2 separate regions of the Homo sapiens genome follow, and region 1 is linked to region 2. A link is a loop called in an ENCODE intact Hi-C map of the cell type or tissue named here. Cell type or tissue: heart left ventricle. All regions are shown on one strand. Links, peaks and the distances in the headings refer to the core of each region. The heading gives the core; the rest is flanking DNA. Region 1 overlaps PTPRG (protein tyrosine phosphatase receptor type G). Region 2 overlaps PTPRG (protein tyrosine phosphatase receptor type G).

Region 1 (13,891 bases), core at 5,892-13,891, 81 kb after region 2:
CTTCACCCTTCTTCATCTGAATTAGGATTGTTCACAAAATGAACTGCTTAGACAGATCAATGGGGGAAAAAAAAGATAATAGTTAATGAGAATCAAGCCAAATACAAGTATTCACAGAGAAAATAAGGAAAAGAAAGAATATACATTATTACTAAATTTTCCCTTAGCTATATAGTACATAAAATTACACCCTTGATAATCATACAAGAAAAAAAAACTTCCTGCCTGTATGATACTTGTAGAGGTACAGAAGGCTCTACTATGGATTTCAGAGGAACCTTATGTCAGTGATGATTAAAAAATTAAAAAAAAAAAAAATGGCCGGGTGCGGTGGCTCACACCTGTAATCCTAGCACTTTGGGAGGCTGAGGCAGGCGGATTGCCTGAGCTCAGGAGTTTGAGACCAGCCTGGGTAACATGGTGAAACCCCATCTCTACTAAAATACAAAAAATTAGCCAGGCATGGTGGCCTGCGCCTGTAGTCCCAGCTACTCGGGAATCTGAGGCAGGAGAATCACTTGAACCCAGGAGGCGGAGGTTGCAGTGAGCTGAGATCACGCCACTGCGCTCCAGCCTGGGCAACAGAGCGAGATGCTGTCTCCAAAAAAAAAAAAAAATCATTGTTTTAACATGGATGTGAGCATGGCCTCAACCTCAACTCTGCCTCCCAAAACAATTCTAAAAAGAACTTTTCCGTAAGTCGGTGTGAGCACATCTAAGTAAAGGCTAATTAATAAATTAAATCTATGGTAAATTGTCTCTGCACAATGAGAAAGACTTTGTCTTTAGCACCTGTTCAGGATGGCTCTATAATCATGCATCTGTATTCAGGGACAAATATGCTTTGGGTAGAAAAATTCCAAATACACTGCTCTCTTCCTCACTCCAAGTCTGTAGGAACATTTCTTCCCCCTCAAACACAGGCCTCTCATCGGCTTTGTTTGATTCAATCAATGTAGGCCTGTCCCCGGCATTTCAAAGAAAAAAAAAAAAAAAACTCAAGGAATTGGGGTTAGTATTGCCCAGGCAACCACTTTAATGTTGCTAGTCAGAATATCCCAGGGCTACAGGTTCATTTTTGTTATCTCCATTTTTATTAGGTGTTAGATTTGCTTCCTTTCCAGCAAGAATGAGGCTGGCTTTGTTCTCTTCAATTGCAGAAAGAAATCATCAGAAGAAATATCTTGCATTTTGCTTTGCTTGAAGAGGAGTTATTAACTTGAAATAACACAATACGAGTCTCAAGGAAAATAATTTAAAAGGGCTATTACAATCTTAAATGAAGTGATTTAATTAAAAAAATTCTAACCACATAAAAATTTTCGCTAGAGCACATCAAGATGGCTAAAGCACTTATCTCTAGGTCTGTTTAAATAGCTCTAAAAGCAATTTCTTAAATTAATTATATGAGGAAAAATGTTTTGCCTTTTTGGGAAGAAGAGCTATTTAACCAAAGTCCTTTCCTGATGAAGAAACTGCAGCTATTAAAAAAGTGGGGTTTGTTTCCTTTCTCTTTTTTGGCTATGCTTTTTCAAAAACCTCCTCTGGCTCTGACCAATTATGCTATAAGATCCATCTGAAGAGTCAGACGGAAAAGCAGTTTCATGACTTTGGAAAGCTCACATTCAAAATTGAAAGTTTCAGTTCAGTATTATTCCCCCCCTCTCAATATCTATTTATATACAAGAAGCTAGGTGAAATCAATTTCAGGGAGACTTTTCAACTCTGAATATAAATCCTTTTATGACTCTGCAATACGGTCAATCAAACTTGGGATAGGAAGGAGAACAAAAAGGCAGTTTCCTTTTTTATTTTTAATAAATACACTAACGTTGAAGAGTCATTTTGTATCTTTGGGGGTTTCCCTATCAGGCAAAATTAAATGAAACGAACTCTTCCTTTGATTTATAGACAGCAAACGAGAAAGACATCGCATATGCAGTAAAATACTCTGGAACAAATTGGGACAACCGGGTGCCAAAGCCAAAGAACCGCAGATCACAGAAATCCTGGGTGAATTCTGAAAAATAAACACTCCTTTAAATATTACTTACAAAGGTTTATTAAATGGATTTGTTCTTAAATATCACCTCTGCATAATCAGTAAGTGAGTATTAAGTGAAAAGGTGAGAGAAATAGATGGTATTAGGAGCAACTGGAAACCTCCAGTTTTTCTTGCATGCCTGTCCATTCATATTCTGGTTAATCTATTCTTTGATATTTAACATAATGGAACCAAAAAGTAGGAGAGAAAAAAGCCTGCAGATTTTAGGTATTTCAGAAATCATACATGATATCTGAGGTTTATTCAAGAACCAGTGTTTCAGAAAAAGCGAGAAAGAGAAAAAGCACTTTGTAAAATGCATTTAGGAAGTTTCTCTTTAACAGTCATGCTCTAACCAGAGAGTTCTTATTAAAATAATTTACCCAAAGTGAACAGATGTTGGCTGGGCGTGGTGGCTCATGCCTGTAATCGCAGTACTTTGGAAAGCCGAGGCAGGCGGATCACTTGAGCTCAGCTTGGGAAACATGATAGACCCATCTCTACAAAAAATACAAAAATTAGCCAGGTATGGTGATATGCACCTGTAATCCCAGCTACTTGGGAGGCTGAGGTGTGAGGACCGCTTGAGCCTGGCAGGCAAAGGTTGCAGTGAGCTGAGATTACACCACTGCATTCCAGCCTGGGTACAGAGCAAGACTTTGTCTCAAAATAAAATAAAACAAAACAAAAGTGAAGAGTTGATCAATCCCAGGATGAAACAGTAGAAGGAACAGGGAAATGAGACTAAAGATATTGTGGCAGAAACAAAGATTTTTAATTTATGTTTTGGGAAGAAGTCAGGAATGCTTTTTAAAGCTCCATCTCAATGTCAAAGAAATAAATCCATTCCTAAAATTTGTCCTGCTCTGCTTTAGTTGCTAAAATTCACAAAGAAAATGAGTAATGGTGCTGGTGATAGGTAATGCTTCTTTAGCACTTACCATGTACCAGGAGGCACTGTGCTGATCTATTCAACTGAAATATCTCATGTTAACCCTCACCAGAGCTTTCTGGGATAAATGCTCTCATTATTCCCATTTTAAAAACCAGGCAATCTAGGCACAGAATGGTTAAGGACCTTGCCAAAGTCACATGGCACATGACAGAGAAATGAATACACACCCAGACACTCTAAACAGATAGAGAAACGGAAAGGAAGCTCCACTGGGACCCCCTAATTAAGTGTGAGGGGCTACAACATAGAAATGAATCATGAAGATTTAGTTATTTCACAAAATATACAGAGTATAAAGACCCAAACATGAAATACCAATATAGAACATGTTTGAACTGATACAAAGTGACCTTTGACCTGGGTTTCTCCTGGACAATTCTAATTTCATAGAATCTGTCTCAAGAACACTACTAGGTACTTAAATGCCCAACCCTGTGTCCCACAAGAAACACAGTATGTTTTTGACTGTCCTTTTAAGAGATTTCACACTGTAAAAACCCTCTAGTGGCACTAAAAATACTATAATAAAAGTGATCATTCCTGAAAATTATTACAAGGCTTGTAAAGAGAATTCTAACACTACAGCCTACACAGGAAGGCATTATGCTAACACCAACTAACTGCTGCGAAAACAATTCACTTTCTTTTAAACAGAAAAAGGGAATGTTCCACGCAGGCATATGTTCACATTTTAACTGAGCAGTGGGGATAAGAAGCACCCTTCCAAATTGTGCTGTCCGACACTGTCGCCCCTAGCTAATGCAAGATTTATTTATTTATTTATTTATTTATTTATTTATTTATTTATTTATTTATTTTGAGACGGAGTCTCGCTCTGTCACCCACGCTGGAGTGCAGTGGAGTGATCTTGGCTCACTGCAAGCTCCGCCTCTCGGGTTCATGCCATTCTCCTGCCTCAGCCTCCCGAGTAGCTGGGACTACAGGTGCTCGCCATCATGCGCGGCTAATTTTTTGTATTTTTAGTAGAGACGGGGTTTCACCGTGTTAGTGCAAGCTCCGCCTCCCGGGTTCATGCCATTCCCCTGCCTCAGCCTCCCGAGTAGCTGGGACTACAGGTGCTCGCCACCATGCCCAGCTAATTTTTTGTATTTTTAGTAGAGACAGGGTTTCACCGTGTTAGCCAGGATGGTCTCAATCTCCTGACCTCGTGATCCGCCCACCTCGGCCTCCCATAGTGCTGGGATTACAGGCATGAGCCACTGCGCCCGGCCTGCTAATACAGGATTTCAAATGCTTAGTAAGAAACAAAAAGGCAAAATATCTCATCAACATTTTTAAAATTCTGATTACATGTCAAAATGACATTTTAGATATACTGGGTTATATAAATTATTCTAATTAATTCCACCTGTTTCTTTTTACTTTTTATGGTAGCTGCTACAAAATTTAAAAGTCCCTATGTGGGTCAGGCACAGTGGCTCACCACTGTAATCCCAGAACTTTGGGATGCCAAGGCAGGTGGATCACCTGAGGTCAAGAGTTCAAGACCAGCCTGGCCAACATGGTGAACTCCCCCGTCTCTATTGAAAATACAAAAATTAGCTGGACATGGTAGTGGGCGCCTGTAATACCAGTTATTCAGGTGGCTAAAGCAGGAGAATCCCTTGAACCTGGGAGGTGAAGGTTGCAGTGAACCGAGATCTCACCACTGCACTCTAGCCTGGGTGACAGGGCCAGACTGCTTCAAAAAAAAGAAAAAAGAAAAAAAAAAGTACCTATGCAGTTCACGTTCCATTCCTACTGGACAGTGGAGAACTACAGAAAAAGCTGGAAAAATAAATGGGAAAAAGAAATTTCCATCTAGAATGTCTGGCATGTGTGGCTTTAAAGCCCTGCATAGCACTGTGAAAGGGAGCTTCTGACTGGGCACAGTGGCTCACGCCTGTAATCCCAGCACTTTGGGAGGCCGAGGTGGGCAGATCACGAGGTCAGGAGATTTAGACCATTCTGGCCAACATGGTGAAACCCTGTCTCTACTAAAATACAAAAAATTAGCTGGGCGTGGTGGTGCGTGCCTGTAGTCCCAGCTACTCGGGAGGCTGAGGCAGGGGAATGGCTTGAACCCGGGAGGCGGAGGTTGCAGTGAGCAGAGATTGTGACACTGCACTCCAGCCTAGCAACACAGCAAGACTCCGTCTCAAAAAAAAAAAAAAAAAAGGAAAAAGGAAAGTGAGCTTCTGTGTCTCCTTCATGGCATACTCCCTACTAATGTTCCTGTCCCCAAGAACAAAACTAGTCAAACCCTCTGTCTTTCAATTCTCTACCTATCCCATCCCCACAATTTAAGGGAACTCTACTTTTTCTCTTTTCCTTTTTTCTATTCAAGAGACTGCTAACTCAACGGGGGTAAAAACTATTTTTATGGAGCCAAATCGTTCCTTGGTCTATTCACTGCTTTAGCAATGGAAATGTGAGGCTCATAAATCCATCAGGAAGCCTAACACCTTGGCTTGGCATTGAATAATGCAGAAAGAGTAGAACAGTGTTCAACAGGTTTTCAGAGGGAACTGAGTTAAAGGGGCCCACAGCAAATACAGAAAATAGGACAATTTCATTATAGTCATTACTATTTCTGAAAAGCATAGCCAAATGAATCAATGTTGTAACCTAGAAATCCAGTTCCCAATCTTTCAATGGCCACAAACACTCTGCAAGTAACATGACTTTGGAACCCCTTTCCCTAAAGTTTACTCTCCCTTTCTCAATAATGTGATAAGTGAACAAAAGCAAACTTTCTAAGAAGTCTAGGCACTCCTGGAGGTGCCCAATTCACCACATGACCACTCATCTTAGAGTCACCTTTCTAACTTCATGCCTACCTCTCTAAAAGAGAGTGTCCCTTAGGGCATATAGCCCTAAATGCCCAAATCACTGGTTTAAAATGTGGATGGACAAACACACCCCTCAGATCATGATTCCACTGGACTACTGTGAGGCTTGAGACAATATTTTTAACAAACTCCTGTGATCAGATGCAAGTGGTTAACAAACTACTTTCTGAGCAACACTAATTTGCTCAAATCATTAACAATGAACCTCCGCTGTTAATGGAAGACAAGAAAAATGAAAGTCTTTTATAAGTTTAGAAAAACATTCTTAAATAAGCCCTCTAAAATGATGTGTTTGCAGAAAGCCTGGAGATAAAAATGTGTTTTGCATTTCTTCCTGGTGTGGGTTTTGAAGGTCACAGGACTCACAACAGATGTGGCCTGGTTTGAGCCATAAAGGTCTGCATGGCTAATGACAGTGTAAAAGCACGACAGCTGAGGCACTGTAGCTGCAACAGTTGGTGGGCTCCAGCCCAGCAGGACAAGCCCCTGGTTCTGCCAACACAGACGGTATCCCTTACAGGCAAGCTGCCCAGGAGTGGCACCAGCAACTTACATGCCCCGTGGTGGTCACAAACCCCTTCAGTCAAAGAAATCGCAGCAGACCTAAGGAAGACCCATCTAAACATATCTCAGGTGCAAAATAAGACGCACTATCATTTTCATGGAGCAAACGAAATGAACCACCACGTTATGGGCAACAATCTTGGGAGCCATGAAACTAATCAATCATTATATTATCACATATCTAGGCATTTCCATGATGAATTCTTTTTTTAATGGCATTTATTGCTTTTTCTGATAATGAAAGCAATAAATATTCACTATAGAAGCACATTAGGCAAAGTACATTAATGAGCAGAGTACATTAAATAGGCAAGAGAGTACATAAAAAGCATAAACAAGAAAATAAAAATAACCATAACCACTGTTCAAATTTCAGTGTATTTCCCTCCTTTGTTCTAACAATCACTAGGCTCATGTTTTAAATGCATGGTGAATTGTTAAAAAATGAGTATGTTAAACCATATAACTCCCCAAATCAAAGAATGTGTAAAAGTAAAGCTCATTTTCATAAAAAGTAAAAGTACTGTCACTAACGGGCCATGTAACTTTGCCCAAAGCTACTCCCTTGTCTGTGAAAGCAGAGGACTGGGAAAATGATTGCTATGGTCACAAGGTCTTACAAGGTCTAAATTAACTATTTACCTTTATTGTTGAGTAACCTAAATCAACCCAGAGCAAACACGGCAAACTGATAGCCTACTCTATGAAACCCAAAAATATAGCGGTTTTTAAATGTCAATCAGTTGCCAACCTTTACAAAGGGGAAAGAACACAGGACAATCAGACTTTACTCTTCCCTTTAAAAATGTTGGTATCAAGCCATCCTGAAACATACGGCAACAACTGGCCCGGATGCACAGTTGTGGGCCATCTTCACTTAGTGCAAATGTTCTCCCCTTCACCACTGCCCCTACTAATCACTATTCTCCCCTCAGCTGGGATGCCAGATATCAGATTACCCTTGCTCCTGTATTTAATTCTGTAAGCCCCTTTAGCTACTTACAGGGAGCCTCCCTGGTCCTTTTTGTTTGTTTGTTTGTTTGTTTTTTTGAGACAGGGTCTCTCTCTGCCGCCCAGACTGGAGCACAACGGTGCAATCTCGGCCCACTGCAGCCTCAACCTCCCAAACTCAAGCGATCCTCCCATCTCAAACTCTCAAGTAACCAGGACTACAGGAACATGCCACCATGTCCAGCTAATTTTTTTCTTTCTTTCTTTCTTTTTTTTTTTTTTTTTTGGTACAGATTAGGTCTCACTGTGATGCGCAGACTGGGCTCGAACTCGTGGGCTCAAGCAAGCCTTCCATCTCAGCTTCCCAAAGTGTTGGAATTAAAGGCATGAGCCACCAGGCCTGCTCCCTGGTCCTTTTAAGCATATGGGTTTTCAAATATGTTAGAGCACCTAAGATATAAAATAATAAGATACAAAAAAAATACATAGCTCTTAGCTAGATCATCTTAATTGAAAACTTACTGTGTGTGTGCTAGACACCATTTTTAAATCTTTTTCTTTTTTAACTTGTTTTTTTTGAGACAAGGTCTTGCTCTGTCTTCCAGGCTGGAGGGCAGTGGTGCAATCAGAGATCACTGCAGCCTCTAACTCCTAGGCTGAAATGATCCTCTTGCCTCAACCTCCCGAGTAGCTGGGACTACAGGCACACACGACCACACCCAACTAATTTTTTAATTTTTTTGTAGCGAAGGGGTCTTGCTATGTTGACCAGGCTGGTCTTGAGCTCCTAGCCTCAAGTGATTCTCCTACCTCAGCCTTCCAAAGTGTTGGGATCACAAATGTGCACCACCATGCATAGCTTTAAATCCTTTATTTTAACACTTTACTCCTCACAGTATCCTTTTAAAGTAAGCACCAGACTTGCTCAAGGTCGCACGGGTGTGTGCAGAGGCATGTCCACCTAACTCCAAGTCCAAGACAGTGAAGAAAGTAAATCATATGGGACTCTGTAATTCACTCATCTCCAACAGACTGTTCCTCTTTGCCAGCACGCTAGGCAAATTTGAGAGGCATAAATGCACTCTAACAAGATGAAAGAAAGACATGGAGATGGAAATGGGACTGAAAGTGGCAAATGTCAACAGAGAAGAAGAAAAACAATGAAAATATCACAAATGGTTCAGCTACCAGCTGGTAAAGTGCTTTGCCTCACAAACAGGTAGACCAGCCTTCCATACCAGACCAAAGCAAAACTGTAAAGTAGATAAAACCCAGGCATTATCAGTAGCCAAGAAGCTTCGCAAACTGCTGAGAAGAAAAATTCTCCGAAATTTCAGTGTCATGGTAGGTGAAGAATTTAACAAGCTCACCTTAAATTATTTAGTTACCTAGAACATACCATTGTTTGACTTGATATTACTGGGATTAAAGTTAAGACTTGGTGACCTTACACATTAACCTGTAGATTTATATCCAGTTTAAAGAAAGAAAAACAGGCAGCAGTTGTATTACCCTGTAGGACATTAACCAGTGTTGGCTGTAACCTAGCAATCATATTCTGGCATGCCTTTGTAACTTACGAATACCCAGTTCCTCAAAATGTCCTTTAAACCAACTTTACTTGATTATTGTTTGCCTTATTAATGATTTGCGTTTGACATGTATTCATTTTGTTTGTATAAAATCCATGGTTTTAACTTTTTGATATGGGCCGGGCACCGTGGGTCATGCCCATAATCCCAAATCCCAGGCTGAGCTGGGCATACCACCTGAGGTTAGGAGTTTAAGACCAGCCTGGCCAACCGTCCAAAACCCTGTTTCTACCAAAAATACAAAAAAATTAGCTGGGTGTGGTGGCAAGCATCTATAATCCCAGCTACTTGGGAGGCTGAGGTTGCAGTGAGATGAGATCACTCCACCGCACTACTCCATCTCAAAAAAAAAAAAAAATTATGATTTTACACTACAATGACTTAAACCACTTTCCCAAACAACTTGGGCTCCAGGTCTATTCCTCTCCCCTCCTGCATTCAAAACTACAGCACTCAGAAAAATGCCACAGAAAATCAAAATCAAAATTAAATTCAATAGCTCAATCTTTTTTTTTTTTTTTTGAGACGGAGTCTCACTGTGTTGCCCAGGCTGGACTGCAGTGGCACAATCTCGGCTCACTGCAAGCTCCGCCTCCCGGGTTCACGCCATTCTCCTGTCTCAGTCTCCCGAGTAGCTGGGCCTACAGACGCCCGCCACCATGGCTGGCTAATTTTTTGTATTTTCAGTAGAGACGGGATTTCACTGCGTTAGCCAGGATGGTCTGGATCTCCTGACCTCGTGATCCGCCCGCCTCGGCCTCCCAAAGTGCTGGGATTACAGGCGTGAGCCACCGCACCCGGCCAATTCAATCTTAATAAGTTGGAACAGCTTAACAAATCATAAACTCAAGGGAACTGTCAATCCAACAAAGAAAATTTCTAGGGATGCAAAAATACAATAATAATAATCCTTAATGGCAAAACTTCAGGCATCGAAACAGGCAATTTAGGGGGCATGCATTGGAGAAGATATAATTCTATCAGCAGTGTTTAATGGATTATAAAATGGCTTTGTGGTTATCTTATATGTCCTAGGTAGGAAAGTGCCTACTTACAATTATATTTAGCAATTTTTTTGTGTTATCCATTTAATGGCAGTATATTTCCATTATACAAATTATCAGTACAAGTGAGATTTGATATTATATTTCCCTCAAAGTAGCTCAATTTCTCTAGATATACTCTAACAACCAAATCCTATGTATTTTCAACCATTAACCCATACATCTCTCTATCAATGCTGAAAAGGATCCCACCAAGTCATAAATCAAAAGACCCTTTCGCTTGAAAGAGATGGTAAACAAGCAGACAGCAGTATAAGCGGAAGCCCCAAAACAAAGCCACTACACATAAACCACAGTAATGAAACTTGACTGAAGTCTGAAGATAAGAACTGCCGCTCTGTGCAGATTTATGTCACAAGGTCATAGAGTATGATGATCCACTGGAAATATTTAAACTAGAGAGGTTAGATTAAATATGTGGGGAAGGCCTGTTCTCTACCACTCATCCCAGCCAGTCATAAGCTTCTGGCTCTTCTCCAACTAACACTCAGCAGTGCCTTATTTGATACCAGTGAGGCAAAAACCCAGCTTTGTTGATACCACATACCTATCATACCCAAGTCAGATAGGACCGAAGGATCAGAGAACTCTCCTGCTGGGCCAGGCCTTGTTCTCTCGATCTGACTTAAAATTGGAATCCAGAAAGGAATAAAACAGATGATAAGACATTACCAAACCGTTAGAACTGGCCCTCAGGATTAAATGTGCCACATGAAAGGGAAGATTTCTCAGGGAGTGCTGTGGTCATTTGCAATGAACACAGTAGCCATTCCAAGCCAAAAAAAAAAAAAAAAGGTGGGGGTAGTGGTGGAGGTAGGCAGGGAATCAAATCTTCAAAAAGAGAAGAATAGAGTGGGTAGAATCACTCTATCCAAATTCAAGACTTGTTCTATATCTAAAGTTATCAAGACTATGTGGTATAGGCTGAGATTCAGGCATAAAGATCAATGGAACAGAATAGAGAACCCAGAAGGAGACCCACAGAGTACGGCCAACTGATTTTTGACAAAGGTGCAAAGGCAGTTCAATGGAGGAAGGATAGTCTTTTCAACAAATGGTGCTGGAGCAATTGGACATCCACAGGCAAAAAATTTAAAAAATAAAATACAAAGTGTATCTCACACTTTGGGAGGCTGAGGTAGGTAGATCGCTTGAGGTCAGGAGCTCCAGATCAGCCTGGCCAACATGGTGAAAATCCTGTCTCTACTAAAAATACAAAAATTAGCCAGAAATCACTTGAACTCAGGAGGTGGAGGTTGCAGTGAGCCCAGATCACGCCACTGTACTCCAGCCTGGGTGACAGAGCAAGATTCTGTCCCAAAAAAAAGCGTATCTCAACGTAAATCTCACAACTTACACAAAAATTAACTCAAAATGGATTGTACATTTAAATGTAAAGTATGAAACTCGTAAGTGGTAAAAAAGGAGAAGAGAAAATCTTCTGTACCTGGTGCTTGGTGAAGAGTTTTCAGATATGACAACCAAAGCATCGGCCAGAGAGAAGAAATCAATCAATTCGATTTCATTCAAAGTAAGAATGTTTGTGCTATAAAGAGCCTTGGTGAGAGGACGTGGGAACAGGCTCTATACTGATAAAAAATATTTGCAAACCACATATCTGATGGGGTTTGCAAATATCTACTATCTAGAGTGTGTGTAGAACTCTCAAAACTCAACAGTAAAAAGAAATCCAATAAGAAAGTGGGCAAAAGACACAAAGACAGGACAGCAAATGAGCACATGAAAGGATATTCGGTATCATTAGCCACCAGGAAAATGAAAATTGGGACCACACTGAGATATAACTGCATACCTATCAGAATCGCTAAAATAAAAAAATAGTGGTAATACCAAAAGCTGCTGGGGTGGATGCAAAAAAACTGGATCTCTTATGCATTGCTGGTGGGAGTGTAGAGTGGGAAAGGTACTCTGGAAGAGCCTGGCAGTAAAAAAAACTTAAATATACATTTACCATACACCCCAGCAACTGTATTCTGGGGTGACTATCCCAGGGAAGTGAAAACTTATGATCATCCAAAAACGTGTACGCACTGTTAATATTTGACTTTGTAGCAGCTAGGAAGTGAAAACAACCAAAATCTCCCTCAAAAGGTGAAAGATTAAACCAACTGTGGTGCATCCATGCCACAGAATACTACTTTACAATAAGGCCAAGCAAACTATTGGTGCACACAATGACTTGGATGGAGATCAGGGGCACTATGAAAGTCACACACTATATACATATTATATGATTCTATGTATATAACTACTTTTTTTTTTTTTTGGAGATGGGAGTCTCACTCTGTCACCCAGGCTGGAGTACAGTGGCATGATCTCAGCTCACTGCAACCTCCCCCTCCAGTGCCTCAGCCTCCCAAGTAGCTGGGGTTACAGACGCCAACTGCCACACCCAGGCTAATTTTCGTATTTTTAGTAGAGACAAGGTTTCACCATATTGGTCAGACTGGTCTCAAACTCTTGACCTCAAGTGATCCACCCGCCTCAGCCTCCCAAAGTGCTGGGATTATAGGCATGAGCCACAGGGCCCAGCCCAATATTCTCAAAATGACGAAATGAGAGAGATGTAAGACAGATTAGTGGATGCCACCATTTGGAGATAGTAGAGGAAAGGATGTTTGCAATTATAAAGGGGTAGAATGAGGGAAATCTTTGTGACATGGGAATCATCCAGTATCTGGACTTCAGCAGTGGTTACACCATATATGAGATAAAATGTCCACGACCTACAAACATATATTGTGCCAATATCAAACTCCTGGTTTTGATATTGTACTGTAATCCTGTAAGATGGAACCACTAGAGAAAACAAAAAAAGGGGGTATATGGGACCGCTCTGTACTATCTTGGCACCTTCCTGTGAATCTACAATTATTTCAAAATTAAAAGTTAATGGTATTTTTAATAATATATATCTCTTCTAAAGATAATCTAACAGTAGCCATCATTTTTACTTTCTATCCAACCCTTTTTGATAGAAACAAGGACCTCGTAACATGAGAAAATATATATTTAAAGACAATGAAACCATGGGGGTTTCCCTTTTCTTGTTTCACCAAAAATGTGCACATGTATCCTATTTATAATGGTAATACCAAGGGGGAGGGATGGAGGAAGATGAGGGCAGATAAAACTTAGCAACTTCTTAGAAAGATATCTCAACAGATCATCAGGCCATGAAAATTAATGCTGTTGTGACAGTAAAAAGAAAAAAAAATAGAAAAGTCACCATGACTTTAAATCTGTAACTTCCTGTCAATCATCCAATAAAATACTGGGAAATAAAACAAAAGTTTATTACCACACATTACCAGGCCTTTGAACAATGTACCAATTAAAGGATGGATTATATGAATTCTACAACAAAGACATTTCTTGAAAATAAAGGAGACAGGAAATCAGAATAGTCCTAAATATTTGACTTAGACTGAATACTGCATAGTTCTAACCTAGGGTTGGGTCACAAAACCAACTCCTCTAAATTTATCATCGACCTCTGCTCACCCCGAGAAACCCACTCGACAAATAATTTTTTAAGTTCCACTTGTATCTCTCAAATCATTCAAATTAAAACATTACTTTCAGAACTCCAACATCAGTTGGCACCTTTATAAAGTTCTTAAGAACAGAAAATACATTTCCATGATTGAATAACTATGTATTAGGCATCCTGTGTGCCAGATAGTACACCCCGTCTGAAGGAAAATTTTAAAAGGCAGTTTAAAAATTTAACCAAAATAAACAGACATAACATAAAATTCACCGTTACTCATTTCCTAACAAAAATTACAATTTCACTTTGAAGTTATAGTACTGAAATTAAAGGAAAACAGGACTAGAAATTTGAT
Region 2 (15,980 bases), core at 1-8,000:
AAACCACACGTTTATATCCTAGCAGTTCTACCTCCTGAAAAACTAAGGCTTAACTCATGGTGCTCCCCACTATGTCCTCAAGCACATTTTGAAATAAAAGCCTTTTTTTGAAGACAGGCCTACTAATAAATTTAATTATTTCTGCTATGCCACAACAAATGGAGAGAAAGCGCAGAGCTCAAGATGAACAATAATCTAAACCGTTAGATCTGATTTGTAACCTAATTTTATTCTGGTACTGGCAGAGGAACAAAATAAAACTCAAGCTGTAATAACAGGCAAGGTATGCTGTCAGCACTCTTGAGGGAATTTTTATATTTTAAGCCTGTGGGAATTTGGAAAAGGTCCATGGTACTATTTTTTCCCTTATCTGACTCGCATGGCTGATTACACCTTTAAATTAAGTCTAATAATGCATATTGTCTTTGTTAATCAGGATATGAAAGCTGAAGTTGTGTTTTGTGAAAAAGCAGATCATTTTCCAATATAGAACTCAGGCATGATGGAATGGACACTTCAATGAAATTCAGCTTTGGTCAAATGGAGGGCAAGTTACATGGCCCTAGATGCAACTAATTCATTTCCATCATCACTGTCCATTCTGGCTCTTGTTGGTTTTCTGGCCAAAGAGCAGACATATTAGTCAACTTGTCTGCTGTGTTGGTCAGATTTCTACTGCAACAATACTGTGGGACCAAAAGCAAGAGGGGAAAAAAGGATTTTGGTATTGAACAACAGTAGGCATTTATTTCTTGCTCACTGGTGTTTGGGTACACTGGGTGACTGAGAGTTAAGCAACAGGTTGGGGCCAGGAAGTTCCACCTGTGAATCTAGGACATGCTTTTCTCATGGTACCTAGCAGAACAGAGAGGCCAAGTAAAGTCATGCAAGCACATTCAAGCACTCTATTCATGGGCCTTCCATGACATTCCACTGACCAAAGAGCATCACAAAACCCAGCCCAAAGTTCAGCCAGAAGTGAGATGTCCACAGCAGGCCTAATTGGGAGGCACAGCAGAGTCACAAACTAAAGGGGCTGCTGGGCTATGACAGGGAGAAAGTGTCACATTCGAACAATCATCAGGTCTACCTCACCTGGGCTGCCACATTCACCCTAACCTGCCCTCCTGGTGACAGCCTTGCACTCCCCAACACAGGTAGGCAAGGGGGAACCCTCATTGGCTGGCAGGTAGCCAATCAGATACTCATTCTTACATCATATGATGTCACCTTGATGGTGGAACGCTAAAGTAAAAGCCCACAAAAGCAAATTCAGCTACCCTCATTACAACCCTTCTTAAGGACTGGATTCTCCATTTGTCCCGAATTACTTATAAAAAATGCCTATTCATTCTAATTAGTTTCTTTGGATCTCCATGACTTCTCTGTCAAAGGCCATTGTAGGGACAATTGCATTACACAGACAGAGCTGAGAAGAGAAATCTGTCCAAAAGAGGTAGGAGTTGGGTGGCCAAGAGTAGGGGTGGGTAGCCAGACCTGGGAACTTGTCTTCTAGCTGGGTCTGCATCATAAACACACTGCTGCCTTTATTGAGGTCATATGCCTATGGAGCAGATAAAGAGGTTTAAACAATGCTAAATAAGGTATCCCTTCGCACTGTCGTTGCTTATACAGGGCACCTAAAAAGAAATCATTCCTTTAAGCTTGTTATCTGGTTCTTGTCCATTCCTCTCTCATCCTTCCTTACCTCAGATTCTTAGGGTTTTACTGTCATCTTCCAAATCAATGATTCACTGATCAATACTTTCAGTCCTGCACTCTAATCCTAAATTACTCCTGCCCATGCATCACTTCTTCCTGGATATCCTACCTGCACCCTAAACTCATTTTTGGTCTAGAACTGAATTTGCCAGCTTTCATACAAACCTCTACCCTTTCCTCTATTCTCTGTACCAGTCGTATTGTTCTTATTTTATCCTGCACTCCCTGTAGAGTACACTTTGGCCTCCAACATGCTATTATGCTCACAGTTGCAAGTATCACTGGCTTCCTGGCCACAGACCAAAAGCCATTTAGGCTGTGCAGGCACAGCCCACTTCCAGCTACAGAGGCTCAACAGGCTAAACAGTTTCCCAGCCCCCCATTGCAGCTATAAGGTGGGCATGGCCACAATTCCAAGAACACACCTGAGGTGAAGTATGCAATGGGACTTCTGGGAAAGCTCTGCCTCCCTGATACAGGAGCTGGGGGAAAACTGTTCTGCTTAATCACCTTGAAATCAAGAGAGCACAGAGCTTCAATAGCTGTGCACCCGCTCAAAAAGCTTCCGTGGCTCTCAACTGTCAAGTGAATAAAATCTAAGCTCCTTAGTTCAGGATTCAAATGCCTTAATTATCTGGTCCACATTTATGTTTCAAGTTTATGTCTTTCTATTCCCCTTCATATTAATACAGAATAACTATATTATTTTCTTTTCAAGCTTACAACGTGCCAGATAACCTGCTAGGTACATGACATATAGTATTCACTGTCCACACTGGCCCCTATGTGGTCAGTGTTATAATACTTATTTTACAGAAATTAACAGGATCAGAACTCAAATGTAAGTTTCTCTCCATAAAGCCTCATGTTTTTCAACCCTTATTTCTTGGGTATCTTCTGTGTGTCAGACACTAGTACACCATACCACTTCCTCTTCCAGTTGGATTTTCTATCTGTCCCACTCCTTTAGGGTTATTCTTCTGGGCTCAGCTCAGAAAACTGTTTCATGGGCAATGTCTCCCCTCAAGATGCAGCAAAAAGCCATCAGTGATCACATTTTTCTCTGAAAAAAGAGTGCATCTTTATTTTCTTCTTTTAATCCTTCCTACTTCTAGTATGGTAATATAATTATACCTTACTCCAAATTTGAGGATGCAAGCTCTTGACTAAGGCAAAGTCTGCTGCTTATTCATTTTGTAACTTTCCCCCACTAACCTCCCCCACCGTGATAATAATAAGAAACAACAGTTACTGGGCCTTCACTATGTGGAAGGCAGTGAACTAACACTTTACACATTCTTTTACTTATTCTTATGATAACTCTATGGATTATATTACCCCCATTTTACAAGAAAAGAAAAAAATGTGGCAAAGTTAAGTCATCTGCTCAAGGTCACAAGCCTACTAGATAGCAAAAACAGATTAAATCCAACAGGTTCAGTAGAAATAATTTTTTAAAAATTTTAATGGTATACTACACCTCAGTTTTTATCAACAAAGATACAAAAGGTCTAAACTTTAAAGCACTTGGATCAAAAGGCCCCATTAGGAGTTGACCCAAGTTGTAAAGCCTTTTTTACTGCCAGATTTGAACAACGGGGATGGGTTTAAGAATAACCTTCACTGAGCTTCTCTGGCCAAATTCTGTGTGGGAGGGCAGGAAAGGGAGGAGTTTAATTCAGTATTATCTAGGCCAAGGGATCCGTGCCCAGTGCAACGTATGTGCCAAAGATTTTAGGCCTAAGTTGAAATCTTTGTGCGATTTTGCGAAAGGGATGGTGTGTCCTACATAATTAAATGTGCCTTTAGAGCCAGTATCATATTATGGAATTTGAATGGCTTATATTCAAAGAAATTGATTCCTGCCTGGGAAGGTTATGATGAGGTTGATAACTTCTTTTACGGGTTCCCAAACTGGACCAAGAGCCCACCTACATATGATTTATCTGGGGTGGATGAAAAAAAAATGTATAGATTTCACAGTTAAGGAATAGGGGTGAGTGCCACGTACAAAGTTCACCAGGGGTTTCTGATGAGCTGCAAGATTTGAGAGCCACTGGATTCCAGTTCACTCCACATCTTAACAGCTAACACCTTTGTAACTTCTCCACTTAAAAATAACCAAACAAAAAATCGGAGGGTTTTCTCCTAGTTTCTGGCTTTAGTTTCCAGTAACTGCAATTTTAAAAAGTTCCAGATGATGATTCTTAGGTCTCCTTCAAATGTGGTTACACACACAAAAGGTCCAATCCTAAAGAATCCACTCTCTGGATTTCAGTAATGCCTATTGAGTTTTGTTTGTATAACAATATCAGCTCCGTGCCTGGATAGGATTACACAGAGTCAGGGAGAGCAAGCACGTTCTGAGGAAAGCAGCTTGCCCTTCAATAATCTGATAAACAGGCGTTAACAGAAGCACCACAAGTACTGGATGCCCCGGTCTGCGAGCCTTTGTTGAACCATATGTCAGAGTGCTCCTAGCTCTGCAGAAGATCAAAAATATGGTTGCCCAGTTAAAAGTCATTCTCTGAGCTGCTTTGCAGGAACAAGAGGGAAAGGAAGGGCTTTGCTTATAAGAATGGAATAAATAGTCTCAATATACAATTTGACATCTGAAAGGGCAAAAAAAAATCATCCCAATACGATTCAATAATACATATTTACGTACACACACATACCCTTACATGAACACATTTATGATTCTGTTATCAAGATGGCATTTACACAAGTGTACATATGTGTATATATGTTATTTTCTAGCAGTCTTAGATTATTCCAACAACTTGAATCATTATCAGCTAAAAAATAAAGAAAAATATAAAATTCAGCTAACTACTGGAACTTGCACTGATCAAGACCTCTGTCACCAAATTGACCACAATGTTAAAATACACATCAGCTTCTACATGATGAAAGAGGAATCAAGAGGGAGTAAAAGAACAACGCACAGCTCTCAGGGTCAAAACTAAGTTCTGACAATGTCACTGGCATACCATATACGCTGGCCCAGAGACAGACCGGATGTAAACTTGAGTAATGACAAGTAACTTTAATTAAACTCTCCAACTGCTTATACGTCTGATGAACTTCAAAATGTACTTGCTCATCAAGTTAGGGTCTCTCAGAGTGGTAATCCTTTCTTATCAATCTTTGACAAACTATTAAATTTCCCATTTTTCCCCTGACCAATGGTAGAATGCCCTCTCTCCTTGTGATTTACAAGTCGTCTCAGAAATTAGAAAATGATGTACAGCTAGTGCAATTCATTTTAATAGGAATTTGAATGGCTTCTCTTTCCCTTTTTCGAAATACAATATCCTGAATTGTCCTCTCCGTCCATGTGATAAATCACTTGGGTGCAGAAAATGAAGAATTTTTAAATGGCAAGATAAAAGGCATGATTCTGTATTCTCTGTTTATGAAAGGGCTGCTCTTTGAAGTGACAAAAGCTGTGGTGCTGCTGTGTTTCCACCTGTAAAACTCCTATAAAATTTAATAGAACTTAGAGGGGTACACAAGCCACGGAGTATGAAACCTAATTTCCATCCCAGTTCATTTGATTTCCTAAAATTACATCAACAGCAAAATCAGATAGATTGTAGACACTGGTTTTATGAGGCTTCTAATAGGCAAAACTCTTATTTCAGTATTTAAAGAATAATTACCACTCTGTAATTCAGCCATGGGCCCATCGGAGCCTATTTCTGTCATCTCCTTTCATTTGCCAATAGGTATAACCAACACAGGTTTGCTAACTACCCTATCACATATTTTAGATAATTTAAGAAGAAAAAAAATGATATTCACTAAGATGCAATATAAATCCAGAAGTACAAAAATCACAAGAAAATCCACAAATCAGAAACCAAAAAGACTTAATCATTAAATTCAATTTTCCACTCACTGTATCTAAAATGAGCCACAGACCCGACAGGGCATGTGTATTCAGAACCTGGATAAGGATGATGGTGAAATGAAGTCTTTAACCCATCCATTACAACTACCTTTTGAATCATTCCAGGGAGGCTTTACCTACATGCACTTGTGTAACAGATCTACAGATTCTGTAACTTTAGAAACTCAACTTTCTTTCTCGCCAACACATTATTTCCCACAAGGTTCATTCTAAGATCATTCAATCAAGTCAGGCTTGCTATAATTGGATTCTCCCTCTCCCCCTCCCTCCACTTTAAAAGACCAAAATGATAACACTGAGTTCAGGCTAAAAATGGTATGCAAGTTTTGGAAGAGACCTAGGCACAAAAAATTATATTTAGTATATTCGATGCTTATCAATTCAACAAAAATCAGCTACAAAGGGCCTGTTCCAGAACTTTAGCAATCATCCCACCAAATTAGGTCACCATATACTAAAATCTGACAGAGGTTTGTGCTGTATTTTTCTTAAATGGCAAAGAGAGAATATGATCGAGAGCTTAATAGAAAACACAGCCCACAACATAAGAACAAAAGGTCAAGTCATATTTTGCAAACTCCAAGATTTGTAAATCCATCTCCCTGCCCCACTTCACTAACATCTACCATTCTCAAGAAATCACATTACACTAAAAAAACATGAGTTTTGCTCTAGGTAAGAATGACTAAAGGGAAATCTCCCTTCTGTCCTTCCAATCACACAGTAAATACAGCACAAGATTTAATTGCAGTTTATACCATCATACATCCCAGTGGGGTGGCTCATCTGAGAGCTGAATCAGTGACGCCCTTTAACTTAGACTCCATGACCTTCTGGGTTGTGGTAATTACCCTAACCCAGAAAACAGTCCTCAGAGGGAAATGTCATCAGTGGATAACTTGTGCCATGGGGCACTTTGATTTTTTTTTTTTTTTTTTTTTGTCTTTCCCATTTTCGGGAAGAGTAGGCCTGGGATTTGTTTTAAAAGGTAATTTATTATGAACATACTGCATGGCTTTTGCTTTGGCAGCGTTTTTCTTTTCTTGAAATAAAGAAATAAGGAGAAAGACACATACAGGCCACTGTTTAAGCCTAGAAAACATCCCTTATGGGAGGGTTTCTTAACCTTGGCACTATCAACAATTCAGGACAGAACATTCTTTTGTGGGGACAGTCCAGTGCATTGTAGAATGTTCAGCAGCATCCTTGGCCTCTACCCACTAGAGGCTGGTAGCTCCAAGTCTTGCTGTAACAACCAAAAATGTCTCCAAACATTGCCAAAAGCCCCTTCTGGAGTAAAATAGCCCCAAATTGAGAACCACTGCTTAGGGAGGGGAAAAAAAGAAAAAAAGTTCCCTTAGAATGATGAAGGTCAGCCCTGGCAAGGTCAGAGAAGTGGTGCAGATCCACCCTGCCTCTGGGTTTCAGGCGCCTGTGTCCTCATCACCAGTGAAGCTGGGAGCCACCATAAACAGGAAGTACATCAACAGATCTTCATCTTAAAGGATCTGTCAAACTCTTTGTAATGTGCTATCATAAAACTAAAACTCAAAAGAGGAAAATGCCTGTGTCTGCAAAGGGGGGAAGAGAGCTGGCATTTATACATCAGGAAGGGGAAAAATCCTATGCTTCAAAACTGCTGCACTGGCAAATGCCTGATGCTGTGAGGCCTATTTTTAAAAGGGGGACCGGGGGCACAAAGAAACAGAAACGTGAACTTTTGTTTAATGTTTATAACATCTTCTTTATCTCTTTGACACATCAAGGTAGATTTTATTTTTTTTTTTTTTTTGGAGAGAGAAAGACACAGGAAAAGAAAAAGTAAATCCTACAGTAAAAATAAAGAATAAGCATAGGACCAAGTGAAGTTAACAATCAGCACTTTTATGCTATCCTTAAACAGAAAGACACTGATGAGACAGATCTATGTTAACCCTTTCATACAAAAGGTTGCCGAATACAGTCTACCACAATGTACCATTGGAATAAAGAAGGTTCCGGTTCCATTTGGGGATATAAAAGCAAACCAAGCCTGGCAGCTTGAAAGCTAAGATTTGAGATTACATCCCTTTACAAAGAAATTGGTTACTCAGGTGACAGAGCTCACATCCCAGTAAGGAGGATACAATCTAGTTCTGACTATTAACTCCAGATTGCCCCTCCAAGTCCACATCTTTCCAGTAAGAGAACAAAGGTAGTTCTGGGCAGTCACATCTTTATCCATCAATCTTAAACAACAATGGAGACCTGAGATTAATACTGACTTGGCTCAGGGTAATTAACACTACTCTGCTCCCCTGCTTTTGTGTGAAATATGCTAGAAAACCAATAGAGAGGACTGCAGATGTTTACTTACAGAAAGCCCAAGGGCATTTAAGTGACCAAAGCTTTTTCCCAGGAGCCCTGGAAATTATTTTTCTTTACTACGAACCTGCATTCCACTCTTTCTCCATGAATGAATGTGGTCTTGTTTGATCTAAGCATTTTCCAGAATATCCCTCTGAACCATAAATCAACTCTAAGGGAAAGGTAGTGATTAATACAACAAATGGATCTTGCCATGGTAAATTTTTCATACCTGACAACTATGTCCTAGAGCAAGTATAAAAGACCCTAGCGTTGCAACTTTTAACTATCCAAATACTTGGTAATTATTCTAACAGACCCAGAAGACCCATGACAAATAGGTATTTTTCAATCTCTTGAGGAAGAAATTACTTTTGAGCACCTGAAAGCTAGTATATGGTGGTGTGTCACCCAGTGAGAGAGCCCAGCCAACCACCAGACATTCACATTTCAACATTGTTTTATTGTAAAAGTGCAACATTCAGGAAGCAACAACAACAACAAAAATCCTTTGGGGGAAAAAATAACTCATCAAGTATGCAGTAAAACGTGAACATAAGTTGAAATAGTACTGTGGGTTGCAGTGTGCTTAGCAGAATGTTTGAGGCATTACATGTTGTCCATGTTGGACAACATGGACAACATGAACCATGTTGTCCAAAACAATGGCTACCAGGCACATATGGCCAATTAAGCAATTGCAATGTCCCTTAGTAAGAAATGGGATGGGCTTACAGAGTATAATACACATCAGATTTCAAAGACTTCGCAGGAAAAAAAAGAATGTAAAATATTTCACTAATAATTTTTTTTATCGATTGCAGGTTGAAATGATGCTATTGCAGAGATAATGGGTTGAATAAAATAAACAACTAAATGTAATTTAATTTCACCTTTTTCTTTTTACTTTTTTAGTATGACCACTAGAAAATTTTAAATTACATGTGTGACTGGCATTGATGGCTCACAGATTTCTACTCACAGCAAATTTTCTGTAAGTGCCTGACAGGAAATATTTTAGGCTCTGGCTCTGTCTATGGTGCTAAAGCACCCATGGATAATATGTAAACAAATGAATGTGGCTATGTTCCAATATTAGTTCATCAGACAGCTGAATTTGGCCTGTGTGCCCTAGTTTGCCTACCCAGGGTCTAGAACATTAACAGTTCCCTATAAAGAAGAAGATGAACCTACCAGGTGCCTGTGATCTGAATTTGGCCAGCAAATGTGTTTTTGCATCCAGCGTGGGTTTTGCACAGATCTGAACTTGAATTACCTTTATACTGGGCATGGGTATTCCAGGTCCTCACAGTCCCCATGACTCCTGAAATCTAACTGGCCTTCTCATAATGGCCATGTGCACAAGCACTCCTGCTGCAGAGCTGGTGTCATACAAAGAGGCTCTCCACAGAGACAGACAGTCAGAAAGTCAGAAAATGTGCATTTCTACCCAGGACTGATAAATGGTCCAAACCAAATCAATTTTGAGAATGAAAGAATGGACATAATTAACAATTATATCTGGATAATAGGCTCCAATGAGAATGCATACAGTTATCCTAATGATGAAGCAAACTAGGCCTGCAAGAAGAATACTGGCCAACTTTACCTAAGAAACCGGCATAACTGTTTGACAACACTTCCCCTGTAGCACATTGTATTAATGTTAAACAAACCTTTCCTCTAACATATCTAACAGGGCCAGAATCCCTTGATGTCTACATACTGAACACTGTGCAACCAGCATTCATTTCATCTTCTCTTTGGCCAGCTTCTCAAGCTCTATTTTGCCATCTCTGGAAAATAATGCTGGTTCTCGTCTCAGTGGTCACACCTTCCCTATTCAAATCATGAACTGGTGATTTTTAAAAGTTCCACCCAAACTGGCAATGACTACACCAGGGCTCATTCTCCTACTCCTCCTACTTTTGTATATTACTGATAATTTCCATTTTTAAAAATTGATTTAAGGTCCTAAACAGACTGTAGGGTAGGGTGCAGCATGTATCTTGGTGCTAAGATAACCAGCTGCACAAATAATGGAGCTAGTTAGGATGCAACTGACATGACCTGAAACACTGAGTCTTTTTTTTTTTTTTTTGAGATGGAGTCTTGCTCTGTTGGCCAGGCTGGAGTGCAATGGTGCAATCTCAGCTCACTGCAACCTCCACATCCCGGGTTCAAGTGATTCTCCTGCCTCAGCCTCCTGAGTAGCTGGGACTACAGGCGCACGCCACCACGGCCAGCTAATTTTGTGTGTGTGTATTTTTAGTAGAGCCGGAGTTTCACCATGTTGGCCAGGCGGGTCTCAAACTCCTGGCATCCGGCCCTCTGGGCCTTCTGAGAAAGTTCTTCCAAACATTCCCTGCTGTGGACAGTGAACAGCCCACCATAATGCAGAGCCAGAATTAGGATAATGCTAACAATATGGATGGCAGAGCCCAGAAACAGAGAGAAACAGTCCCTAACCGTCTTGAGAAGCGGAACCCAACCCTCACTGAGGCCAACACAGACGTTATTCTTTTCCATTTTTTCCATTATGACACAAGCCGACTTGAGTTTCTGTTGTTGCACTCCACATAGGTTATTGCTGTAGACATCACCCTCATCTTCTCCTCCCCTTTCTTCCCCCCTCCACCCCTCTTCTATGTATGTGTGTAAAAAAAATTATATTTATGTAGTCCCAGCTACTTGGGGGCTGAAGTGGGAGGATTACTTGAGCCCTAGAGGTTGAGGCTGCAATGAGCCATGATCGCACCACTGCTCTCCAGCCTGGGTGACAGAGCAAGACTGTCTCAAAAAAAAAAAAAAAAATTACACACACACATATGCGTGTGCGCACACCACCCTCCCCAGTGGTCTGTACCTGGAGAGCACCTGAGGGCGTCTGTGTGCATAGACCACTGGGGGGTAATCATGAAAATATGTGTGCTTTTGAAGCTAAATTAAGCAGTCAGAAGCCATTTCCCACCTCACAAGCACTCCCCTGGGCTGCCAGTGCATCTGTTTTGCAGAAGCAGCTGGTGACACACTTTTTACCTTACCAGGAAGTCACTTCCCAGAGGGAAGCTACGGCAGGCGGTGCCAGGGCAGGGGCTTCACCAGAGAGCACTGCAAAGCTTCAGCAGATTTCTGCTTCCTTCCACCTTTCTTCTTCCTTAAAGGTACTGTGCAGAGTTCTGGCCGGACATGGTGGCTCACGTCTGTAATCCCAGCACTTTGGGAGGCTGACGGCGGGTGGATCACCTGAGGTCCAGAGTTCGAGACCAGCCTGACAAACATGGCGAAACCCTATCTCTACTAAAAGTACAAAAATTAGCTGGGCGTGGTGGCGGGTGCCTGTAATCCCAGCTACTCGGGAGGCTGAGGCAGGAGAATCACTTGAACCCAGGAGGCAGAGGTTGCAGTAAGCCGAGATCATGCCACTGCACTCCAGCCTGGGCAACAAGAACAAAAAAAAAAAAACAGAGTACCGTGCACAGTTCTGTCCCCACCACGGAACACCCTTCTTTCTCCACACCTATTACCTCAGGAAACATGACTTTCTTCACCCAACTTGAAACACTAATCCTGAGAAATCAGACTAGGGATTGTGCCAACCTCATACGGAAGTCTCTGGCATGGAGGTAACTTGGACGCCATCAAGAACTAGCAACAATCTCTAACCCAGCCAAGGCACCGAGAAGCCTCCTTGGGAAACTCTCCAAGTTCTTGTACCTACTAAACTTCAAGTAAAAACTCTTTATCCTCTACTAGTGCTCAGGGTATTTTTGACCCAAAGAATTTTTTTTGTGTTTTCTGTCTTTATTTTTGAAATTGGAGCTGTAATAACATGTCACCTGTCTTCAACTCACCTGGAAAACCTACCACCTTCTAGAACACTGGCTCTATGAAAAAACATACCAAATCAGCTTAAAACCAGTAATATATCTGTCACCATCCTACCCTCCCACCCCACAACGAGCTGATGGACACAGTCACACAATATTTATTCAGTAATTACAATTTTCCAGGCACTGGTCTAAGCATTGTACCACAGAGTCTTTATTTTTCACTCTATTTCCATTGTTAGATCCATATGATAGATGAAGAAAGTGAGGCAGAGAGAGTTTAAATTACCTTCCAGGTACACAGCTAGGAAGTTAGCAGGGTTGGAATTCACACCCACCCTAGTCTGGCTTTAGTGTCCATACTCTTAACTGTGATAGTACAGCATCTTCCAAATTCAGAATTCAACCCCTTGAACAATAAAATAAATACACTTACTGTTCTGGGGAAAAATGTTATGTCCACACTCTCAAGGGGTTAGTGAATAACTCCCACCTCCTAAAGTGTGAGCTGCACATAGTGACTTTGTTACAAGGAGTACAGTATGGTGGGGGGCAAACTTACAGTGGAGAAATCTAACAAATACCAACTCAGTCCAGGAGATCAAGGTCATAAATTGTGTTGAAAACAAGTACCTTTGATAGGTTGTGATCAAAATGGCACTTTACCTGTGTTATCTTCTACCCCAAAACCTATAAGCCCCATGTAATTATGAGGAAAACTTTAGGTAAATCCAAATTGAAGGACATTCTATGAAATATGTGACCAGTACTCAACATTGCCAAGGTCATTAAGAACAAGGAAAGTCTGAGAAACTGTCGCAGTCCAGCAGAACCTAAAGAGACATGATGACTAGATGCAATGTGGCATCCTGTATGGGATCTTGGAACAGAAAAGACATTAGGTAGAAATAAGGCCATCTGAATAGCCAAGGTTTCTGGTTCTAGTAATGACGAGAACTCTACTCAGGAAGGGAAGGCTGGCTTTGTACTGCACAGATTAAGTATGAACTTTAATCAAAATGTATTAATTTTGGTTCTTTACTGGTGATAAATGTACCAACCTAATGTAAATGGTTAACAATAGAAAAAACTGGATTTGGGGTATATGGGAACTCTTTATTTTCATAATAGAATTTCATACTACTATTGGAAAGACAGTTTATTCCTGTAAGAGATAATTCATGCAATTATCATAATAGTATTTCATAACACTATTATGAAAATAGTAGAGTTCTATAAATCAAAAACTATTTTAAAATAAAAAAAAATTTTTAATGTTTATGTCCCTAACAGGTGGAGAGAAGGTGAAAAAGACCAAGAAACCCTCAAGGTTTCAGGTTCTAGTAATGACGAGAACTCTGCTCAGGAACGGAAGGCTGGCTCTGTACCGCACAGCTCTACCCCATCAACAGGAGGCCAAAGACTCACCATGCCTCTGGTCTGTTCCACTGACCTTCCTTTTCTACTTGCTGCTTATCCACAAAAGCAGAACATTTCATTCACTAGTCAAGCCCTTGTCTCCGACTCTTGAGTTATCAGATGGGCTGTTGTTGAGCCAACTTTTATTGGAAGATGCTACAGATGAAAAGACAAGACCTTCACTAAGGGTCCCTTCCAAAGGTAAAAGTGAAAAGATTCAAAATAACTCAAAGGGTTTAAAAAAAAAAAAAAAAAAACCAGCAGCAACAACAACAGCACTTTGAATGCCTGATGAGGTGGTAAAGAACAGACTCTTTAAAATGCAAAGTGACTGTGAAAAAATTTTTATTCCTTTCAGGGAAATGTTTTGGATATAAGTCTCAGAGGAAGCATAGTGAGTTGGCAAGTGATTCTGATAAACATTACACTGATAAAGTAATTTCATGCCTGATATTACTGTCCATACCCTAAAAGCCCTTCTTAACCTACCAAAAGAATTAACTAGTTGTCATTTACTGTCACATACGGGATTTTGGTGGGAACCTACATAGTGGTGAAGTGTGTGTTGGGGAAGGGATCCTAACATGCTGAGTTGGTATTTTAGCATTTATAGCTACAGTTGTATCTATTTTCTTTCCACAATCATCTGAAGTGTTTATTTCCTATATCACAGCTAATAAACTCTTTAAAAGCTCCCCATGATACTGGGCAGGGTTAATCTTTGTGGAAAGAGAGTTTATTCCTATAAGAGATAATTTATGCAATTGTCTGTATTAAAATGCAGACGAGCATTTTAAGAATGAAGAAAAAATTATTCAACCATAACTGTCTCAACAGTATTACTACATGCTTGGATTCAGCAGGCAGACTCAAGTATCTCTCTGCCTTCTTTAATTTTATGCTGGGAAGAATAGTCCATTGACCTGGTTTTTTAAAAATTTCATCCTCATCCTTCTTGTTTTTTTCATTTTTTTCTCCTTCTCTCCCACTCTTTTCGTCCCTCCTTCATCTTTCCTTCTTTTTGACATTAAAAATTAGAGTTGAGGATCAGGTAACCCAGGAGGGGAAACTGAGGGCACTGTCAAGTCTCCTTCTCCACACCACACTCCGGGCAGTCAGCATGATCTAACACCAGCATACAAACTCAGGACTTGGCTTTACAACTCTACTCAAGCACAGAGCTCTCATGAGCTACTGGTAATCAGTGGCACTAGATGGAAAACCTAGTTTCATACCTGAAAAACCAAAAATCTTGATTTACAAAGGAAGGCGGGAGGTGGGGGGGTGGGGGGGGGTGTGGAGATAAATGACTCCAGGCTAGTGACAACACCAAACCTGAAAGAACCCAGCCTCCCTGTTCTTCTCACACCTGTGAGCCTTCCTTTCACATAGTGATGTTTGTATCAACATTTTTTTCTTAGTTATTACGGAAAAAGGTTACTAACATTTAGTATACACCTAAGACCAATGCGGCTCCCATAATTACCTTATTTCATGAAGTCAGACACCAATGATTTTAAGACTCAGCCCAATCTCAGTGATGTTCAAATATGGGGGAAAAAAATCCAACAATTTTCAAACATTATTCAATGAAAAGTATATTCCGATTTCAGAGATATTAAAATGTGAAGAAGAAATTTCTGCATCAGTGAGATCTGTTAAATGGTTTAATCCTTAAGGGGAGCTAGAACACAGTAAGCATCATTTCTGTATTTCACAGATGATGGAAACCTGGCTCAAAGAGCTCATGATGAATATCTTAGCTCCTGGGAAGAATACGAACATTTCTGTGCCGGCTGGCCTCTAACAACCTCGCAAAACCAGGAGCTGCTCTACGTTTTCCTACAGTCCCTCACTTGATTTCTTATTTCCAAATATATAAAGCTGAATCCAACAACTAACCCTTCACCCGGGAGAAAACAGATGAACACAATGGTTTCATGAAAACATATGGATTAAGCCAACAGCTGGCATTCAGCCTCTAAAAATTTTGGAGTGGTTAGTATGTGCCACCACCAGGTCTTGGGTTAAGCCAGAAAAGAGAGTGAAGAGAGAAACAAAATCTTGCCTTGTGTCTGGTAAGACAGACAAAAACAATAAAGTTAACAGCAACAATATAAACATATTAAGGGGCAAACGACCTCTGTAGAGGCCACACTTAAGAATCAACACAAAATCTATGACCTAAAAAGTCAGAAGGATTCATCCACAAAAGGAAGCAGAGAGAATCCTGCACACAAGGGCAAAGGTGCGGGCAACAAACACAAAGGGGCAACCCCCTCCCCACCATGCTATCCTATGACCTTGCCACAATGGTCAACTTGCACACAAAGCACCACAGAGCGTCATGCAGACTTTGTCCTTCCTAGGCAGCTGCTGTCTCAAGGAACCAAGTTCTGCCCACTCAGGCTCTGGAGCTGGCAGCTATCAGCTCTCCTGGCTCCTGAGTGCTCTTTAATCACTCCAGGAGTCACAGCCGTTATTTATTACATTCCTTTTTGGTTTTGAGTCATGTAAGAGGAAAACATATCAATAATCTTTGCTGCAGGGCAAGTTTCTACAATCTCCTTTTCTATCTCTGCAGCCAAGATTAAGGGGGATGCTCAGGAAACCTAACGAGTTATCTGCGTGTGGACTAATGGATTAACACCACCTACCATCAGCCTCCTGGGTGATCTGTCTCTTTAATCTTGCTCAATAGATAACATTTGGGAAAAGCTCCCTTGACTCCTAGAGACACTATTTTC

What was found. Hi-C counts contacts between places; a loop is a spot of excess contacts. Peaks named below come from ENCODE experiments on the same cell type or tissue, not always from the same donor. Only the 100,000 strongest peaks of a DNase experiment are listed, where the experiment ranks them.
Region 1: it touches region 2 in a loop (2.2-fold over the local background); 3 of 110 quality-filtered maps call a loop at or near these places.

The regions. Positions count from the first base shown.
Region 1 is chr3:61,722,636-61,736,526 of GRCh38, reverse strand. All of the region lies in intron 1 of PTPRG (protein tyrosine phosphatase receptor type G), which reads right to left. Among named protein-coding and RNA genes, the nearest start is that of PTPRG, 170 kb to the right of the region's middle. In heart left ventricle, for the core only: no CTCF peak of the experiment used is centred there; no DNase peak of the experiment used is centred there; H3K27ac peaks cover 1,291 bases.
Region 2 is chr3:61,796,130-61,812,109 of GRCh38, reverse strand. The region is part of intron 2 of PTPRG (protein tyrosine phosphatase receptor type G); the gene reads right to left. Among named protein-coding and RNA genes, the nearest start is that of PTPRG, 240 kb to the right of the region's middle. In heart left ventricle, for the core only: no CTCF peak of the experiment used is centred there; DNase peaks (open chromatin) are centred at 2,039 and 3,409; H3K27ac peaks cover 7,246 bases.